Linked DNA regions of Homo sapiens: region 2 is linked to region 1. A link is a contact called in ENCODE Hi-C or POLR2A ChIA-PET data. All regions are on one chromosome and are shown on one strand. Each heading gives the region's core, a stretch centred on a gene start or an enhancer-like site at or near the end of the contact. The rest is flanking DNA. Distances are from core to core; before and after follow the strand shown. Region 1 has its middle 30 kb from the start of PCF11. Region 2 has its middle 59 kb from the start of DDIAS.

The links. A loop is a pair of places that touch in the nucleus more often than their neighbours do. ChIA-PET counts read pairs that join two places held with the same protein, here RNA polymerase II (POLR2A). Pooled maps may share reads with other maps.
Region 2: a loop to region 1 is called in a pooled map, with 2.4 times the contacts of the local background. The contact joins two enhancer-like sites. A Hi-C loop is called at or near these places in 1 of 168 maps with a recorded cell type or tissue (naive thymus-derived CD4-positive, alpha-beta T cell) and 9 of 50 pooled maps. POLR2A ChIA-PET finds 5 or more read pairs at or near these places in 2 of 52 experiments (AG04449 and Panc1).

Annotation. Positions count from the first base shown.
Region 1 is chr11:83,125,452-83,128,977 of GRCh38, reverse strand. No RefSeq gene overlaps it. Among named protein-coding and RNA genes, the nearest start is that of PCF11, 30 kb to the left of the region's middle. Within about 2 kb of position 2,162, at least 3 of the 41 ENCODE cell types and tissues checked have a DNase peak (open chromatin) inside an H3K27ac peak, as active enhancers do.
Region 2 is chr11:82,958,585-82,962,146 of GRCh38, reverse strand. No RefSeq gene overlaps it. Among named protein-coding and RNA genes, the nearest start is that of DDIAS, 59 kb to the right of the region's middle. RefSeq lists an enhancer at 1,269-1,428. Within about 2 kb of position 1,551, at least 6 of the 41 ENCODE cell types and tissues checked have a DNase peak (open chromatin) inside an H3K27ac peak, as active enhancers do.

The DNA.
Region 1 (3,526 bases), core at 913-3,412:
TGGTCCATGGGAGGGATCCCAGAGCCTGGGTCTGCTGGAACTTGGGGCCACAGGTGCCAGCCTGGTGGCTAGGGCCATGGGGGCTGGTGGCATGGCATTGGGGCAGTCCTGGAGCCTGGGTCTGTGGGGCTGGTCTGGAGGCTTAGTCTGTGGGGGCCAGCCTAAAGCCTGGGGATGTGGGGGCCAGCCTGGTGTTGGGTGAGCTTGGGTCTTTGGGATGTGGGGTCTTGCCTGGAGCCCAGGGATGCAGGGGATGGCCTAGAGTCTGGATCCATAGGGACCAGCCAGCCACAAGGGTTCAATGAGGAGGGCCTGGTGCTGTGGTTCATGGTGAAATGGGTGTTCACTCCTCTTCCTCCCTCAGAAGGCTTGGAAGACAGATAATGTGGGTAATGTAAAACTGTCCTTCCTACCCTCTTTAATGCATCTTTTCTTATTTCTGTGTTCCACCTACATACTCTCATCTCTTACCTGAATTCCTTAGCTCTTATGAAAGTATTTTTGCATGTAGATAGCTGTTTAAATTAGTGTTTCTGCAAGGAGACAGGCACTAAAAACTCCTATTCTGCCAGCTAGCTGACATCACTCCCAAAACCATACTGTATTTTAAATGTTCCTCTATGGTCTTAAAATTTTATTAATTTATACTCTGGGAAAGCGATTTACAAATATTTCACCATCAAGTACATTTTTTGGTACACATAGACCCTATCCTTCCCATCATGGATCCCAAATTTTGAAAAGTATTGTCAGCAAAGCTATATTAATTCATAATTGTTTCATTATTTTTTAAATAGTCAAGAACATTTGTGAGTGCCCATCAGAGCTAATCTGTCACTCTGAGTTGATCACCACAGCCCCTAAGTTAACACATGACTTAGCCTGGACAGCCCCATTTGAGGTTGAAGTTTGTTCTGAAACCTCCTTTACCACTTCTACAGATCCCTTAAATATCCAGGAACCCCATGTTATGACTTAATGTTTAGAAGAAAGGGTTTGCTAAGCCAAAGTATACTTACCCAGAACCCTGTCAAAATTATCTCTAAGTCTAAATAGATGATATCTACATTAATAAGCATTCAGAATCCATTTGTTATCTTGCTATAAACTTGATCTTCATCTTATAACTGGATAATTTACTCATTTAAAATATGTCTTAAGATGGAATCATTCCAGGTTTATTTTTGGATAGCACATAGGTTCTCTTTAAAAATATAAATTCAGCTGGGCATGGTGGCTCACCCCTGTAATCCCAGCATTTTGGGAGGCTGAGGCGAGCAGATCACTTGAGGCCAGGAGTTCAAGACTAGCCTGACCAACATGGTGAAACCCTGTCTCTACTGAAAATACAAAAATTAGCCGGATTGGGTGGCGCATCCCTGGAATCCCAGCTACTTGGGTGTCTGAGGCACTAGAATCACTTGAACCAGGAAGGCGGAGCTTGTAGTGAACTGAGATTGGGCCACTGCATTCCAGCCTGGGTGACAGAGTGAGACTCTGTCTCAATAAATAAATAAATAAATTCATGGCCGGGTATGGTAGTCACACCTATGATCTCAGCATTTTGGGAGGTCAAGACAGGAGAATCGCTTGAGGCCCTGAGTTTGAGATCAGCCTGAGTAACATGGTGAAACCTTGTCTTTACTTTAAGAAAAGTTAGTGTCCACAATGGTTTGAATAAGGAGCGCCAACATCAGTGGTGTCAACAATTTATTCCTAGCCACATTCTCGAATGTGCTAATGGGACACTCACAGTAAAACCTAACCAGCAGGGTGAAATGTTAGTCATACTGAAACAGGGTTAAATACAGTTGAGGTCCAGGGCTTTTACAATTCATCTTTTTATAGCAGTCTGAACCTTCAAAGTATTTTGGTATCATTAATTTTGATGGATAGAGCCACAGACTGGCTGGAACAAAATGTTTTCTGCCCATTATCATATCCTCAAATCGGAGCTACTAACTTGTTGTCCTGAAGACTTAGTCTAAATGTTCTAAGAGAAACTGTTATTGCCAGAGTTACACCCCTGATTGTTGGTTGAGAACGCAGAGTGCTTCCAAATTTTTTTTTTTTTTTTTTTGAGACGTAGTTTCACTCTTGTTGCCCAGGCTGGACTGCAATGGCGCAATCTCAGCTCACCGCAACCTCCGCCTCCCGGGTTCAAGCGATTCTCCTGCTTCAGCCTCCCAAGTAGCAGGGATTACAGGAATGTGCCACCTTGCCCAGCTAATTTTCGTATTTTTAGTAGAGACGGGGTTTCACCATGTTCCTCAGGCTGGTCTTGAACTCCTGACCTCAAATCATCCACCTGCCTCGCTCTCCCAAAGTGCTGGAATTACAGGCATGAGCCACCGCTCCTGGCCCTTCCAAATTTCTTTGTTTTTGAGTCAGAGTCTTGCTATGTTGCCCAGGCTGGAGTGCAGTGGCAAAATCTCGGCTCACTGCAAGCTCTGCCTCCCGGGTTCACGCCATTCTCCTCCCTCAGCCTCCCAAGTAGCTGGGTCTACAAGCATCTGCCACCACACCCGGCTAATTTTTTGTATTTTTAGTAGAGACAGGGTTTCACTGTGTTAGCCAGGATGCTCTCGATCTCCTGACCTTGTGATCTGCCCGCCTCCACCTCTCAAAGTGCTGAGATTACAGGCGTGAGCCACCGCACCCGGTCTTTTTCCCTGTTTTCTTTGCACCAAACTGTATCTGAGTTTTAGACTGTGCAAAGCAGCCAACTGTTTTTATCAAAGACTAGGTAAGATGTGCTTTTCTGGGATGTGTGGCGGTTATTCTTTGCTTTGGAAAAAGAAATTAGAGGAGATATTAGAAAATATTTATTGAGTTCCTACTCTGTGTAAGACATGAGTGAGAACAATATGATGTGGTTGGTTATGAGCATGGACACTGGTACCTAATTGTATGGGCTGTACCTCTTACTAACTACAGGACCTATAGGGATGTCAGTTTCCTCATCCTAAAACTGGGGTTATGGCCGGGCATGGTGGTTCATGCCTATAATCCCAGCACTTTGGGAGGCCAAGGTGGGAGGATCGCTTCAGCCCAGGAGTTTGAGATCAGCCTGGGTAACATAGCGAGACTCCATCTCTACAAAAAATCAAAAAATTAGCCAGGCGTGATGGTGCAGGCCTGTGGTCCCAATACTCAGGAGGCTGAGGTGGGAGGGTTGCTTGAGCCTGGGAGGTAGAAGCTAAAATTAGCCACGATCATTCCATTGTACTCTAGCCTGGGTGACAGAGCAAAATCCTGCCTCAAAAAAAAAAAAAAAAAGATATAAATAAAGTTATAACAGTACCAGTTATAAAGATTAAATAAGACCGTCTTTGCAAAATTCCTTTAGTGGAGTATATGACACATTTTATGTCCTACATGCTTAATAAATTAGTTTTGATTATGTTTAGTGTTTATGTAGATCTTGATTTTTCCCACTGGATTATAAATCCCCTAAGAAATGAATGAACCTCCTAAAGGGAAGGGGAAATTCACATTTCTCTTTATGTTAGATAGTATCCCTACA
Region 2 (3,562 bases), core at 302-2,801, 170 kb after region 1:
AGGCTGAGGTGGGAGGATGACTTGAATCCAGGAGACAGAGGTTGCAGTGAGCTGAGATTGCACCACTATACTCCATCCTGGGTGACAGAGCCAGACCCTGTCTTAAAATAAAAAAGAATGAGATTGTGTCATGTCCTTTGCAGGAACATGGATGGAGCTGGAGGCCATTATCCTTAACAAACTAATGCAGGAACAGAAAACCAAATATGGCATGTTCCCACTTATAAGTGGGAGCTAAGTGATAAGAACACATGGACACACAGAGGGGAACAACACACACTGTGGCCTATTGGGGGGTGGAAGGTGGGAGGAGGGAGAGGATCAGGAAAAATAACTAATGGGTACTATGCTTAATACCTGGGTGACAAAATAATCTGTACAAAAACCCCCCATGACACAAGTTTACCTATGTAAAGAACCTGCACAAGTACCCCTGAACTTAAAATAAAAGTTAAATAAATTAAAAAAACAAAAAATACAGGGTAAATGCCATAGTGTCTGGTACATAATAGGCATACAGTAAATGATGAGTAATATTACATGTATAAAATAAAACGTTAATTATCTAGCAGGCCATTGAGAGATGGTGTCTAGTTAATTAGGCTGAATGGCTACTCAGTTACAGGTTTAATATTAGAGTCACCATATCCACTTGCCTGTGTTATATAAGAAAGAAATACTCCAAGATAAAGGAAGAGTTGTAAGATATTGTCAATGGCATTTATCGACCCTAATTAACTTAATCACGTCCATTCAGCTTGTTCAAGTTTATATTTGTTCAAATGCTTTCAATCAATCTGTCTTCATCTGTTACCGGCCAAACTGAAAGCCCTGAGACAAGTAATCTCTTTAAGCCCTGCTGAAATATAGCTATTTTGCCAAACATACAATACCCTAAGCTTGGATCTTGAAAAAGGTGATAAATACTTCTCCAGCAACTGCTGGTTTTGGGGCCTCTGTTTAGACATCTTGCATAATATTTTTTTCATGATTCTTTTGGTTGGTTGATTTTGCAATTATTGAAGTCGTAATCAATAACAAGTATATACAGCACCTGGATCTGATTACAGGCACTGTTGTATCCATTAACCCAGCTCTGAGCCCTTGCAGTTACTTTCACCAAATGAAAGGCTGCTGGGCACCCCTGTGTTTTACAATGTCATGTTATTATTTCCCACTCAAGGCAGGCAAGGGGTGGACAAACAGCTTGTCTTGGCACAGCTGGTGCCTCTAGTTAGCAGAAAATGCTTCAGACTGTGAAGGAGCTGTACGGAAGGGCCAAGTGGTCATGCACTTTGGCTTGGCACATAAAGGGATCTTATTAGAGGAAAGGTGTGATTTTTTTTTTTTACAGGTGAATTTATGTTTCTCCCTTGGAGGCAACTTTCTCTAATCACATCACAAATTAGGCTGAAAAACAAGTGATAGATCAGAGAAAACCACTGCAGGATACCTAACCTATGCTTGACCTTAAGTTATTCAAGTAGTGGCAGACATTGATCAACAGGAAGGAAGGTGTTTCACCGAGAAATGTCTAGCTTGAGAGATGAGGGTTCATGCAGCATTCTCCTTTAGCCTCATGAGTGGCAGTGCAGAGTACTGGAAAAATTAGAGCTCTGGTTCTGCCACTTATTAGTGACATGGTCTTAGCCTTGAGAAAGTTACTCGACCTCTGTAAACTCAGTTTACAAAGTTTACAAAAATATTTTCCTCAATCCTCATAGGTTACTTATAAGGAATAAATGAGCAAGTATGTAAAATATCTAAGAGATGGCTCAGAGGGAGAGGCTCCACATATTAGAGTCTTTTGCTTCCCTCTGTATAATGCACATATTCCTTTTTTTCAAAAAATTGATCTTTAAACATCTTTAATATGAACTAAAACATGAATACGGAAAAAGTGTATTATGTAATGGAACTATTATAAACACCCTTGTATTTGTGTCAGGAAATAGAACTTTGCCAGCCACCCCAGAATCTCTTCTTTCCACCTCAAAGTAACCGCTATTTTCACTTTCGTAGTCATCAAGGAAGTGATGCACCCAAATGTGTATCTCAAGGCACTTAAGTTTAATCTTGCCCATTCAAAAAAAAAAAACAACTAATATACATTTTAAATAATTTTAGTATATATCTCTTTCTCTCCCTTACAGTAATCTGTGGAAGAATGTGAACTGTTTGACCTGCAGTTTCTCACAGTCTGGATTTTGCTGATTTTATATTTATGGTGGAGGTCTGCATGTTCTGTCAGTTGTATATTTTTCATATTGACAGCTGGATGCAGAGGGAGTATACTCATGTTTAATCCCTTTGGGAAGATTATAGGAAGTGGTATCTTCTTCCATCAGAAAGCAGATATCTTCTTGTCTCTCTTTGGAATGTTAGCAACCATCGACGCTCATTGAGTGCATCCATTATTTGTTGGGGGTTACAAAATGGTAATATTCCATTTCTACCATTTAATAAATGCATTAATTAAAATATTTTTATAAAGAGAGCTTCCCTTCACCTATTTGGTTATCCAATGGTACAATTCATGAGAGAAAAGCAAGATAAATTTTTAATTTTTTTCCCTTTTTACCAGTTATCAACATAATAAATTGGTTCTCTATCATTATCTGAAGGTGATTAGTGTTTTTTTAATTGTTCAAAACCGTGAAAAATATTAAATGTCAGGTTTTTGTTTTGCCTTGTTTTTTTTAAGAGATGAGGTCTTATTTTGTCACCCAGGCAGAAGTGCAGTGGCATGATCATAGCTCACTGCCATATCGAACTCTTGGGCTCAAGGGATCCTCCTGCCTCAGCCTCTCAAGTAGCTGAGATTAAAGACTTGTGCAATTGTGCCTGGCTAACATTTTCATTTTCATTTTTTGTAGAGATGGGGTCTTGCCATCTTGTCCAGGCCAGTCTTGAACTCCTGGGCTCAGTTTTTTTTTTTCTTTTTTTTTGGAGACAGGGTCTTGCTATGTGCCCAAGCCTCCAAACTCCTGAGCTCAAGTGATCCTCTTGCCTCAGCCTCCCAGGTAGCTGGGATTATGGGTGCATTCCACCACATTTGGCTTTGAAGGTGACTAGTTTTTAAAATATTATAAACTTATGAAATATACTTATGTATTTATAAAAATACTATATACACTATCTCTAATTTTTAAATCATTTTTTATATTCTTCCAGTAATATTCTATGCATACTAAATTATTTGTGTATCTTGACAGATATTTGTTTTACTATTTTGCTATTGCAAACAATGCTTTATGGAATATTTTTCTTTTATACTTTCTCATATATGAGTGTATTTGTGAGATAAATTCCTGGAAGTGGGATTGCTGCTTTTAAAAGAGCACATCAATTTAAAATTTTCATAAATAATGCCAATTTATTTTCCACATAATTAATACCAATTACATTCTCATTGTCTTAATCCATTTTGGGCTGCCGTAACAAAAAAAATCTGAGACTAGGTAATTTATATCTATGATAAATAAAATAAAATACATTTCTCATACTTCTGGAGGCTGGTAAGTCCAAGATCAAGGTGCTCACATCTGGTTTCTGGTGAGGG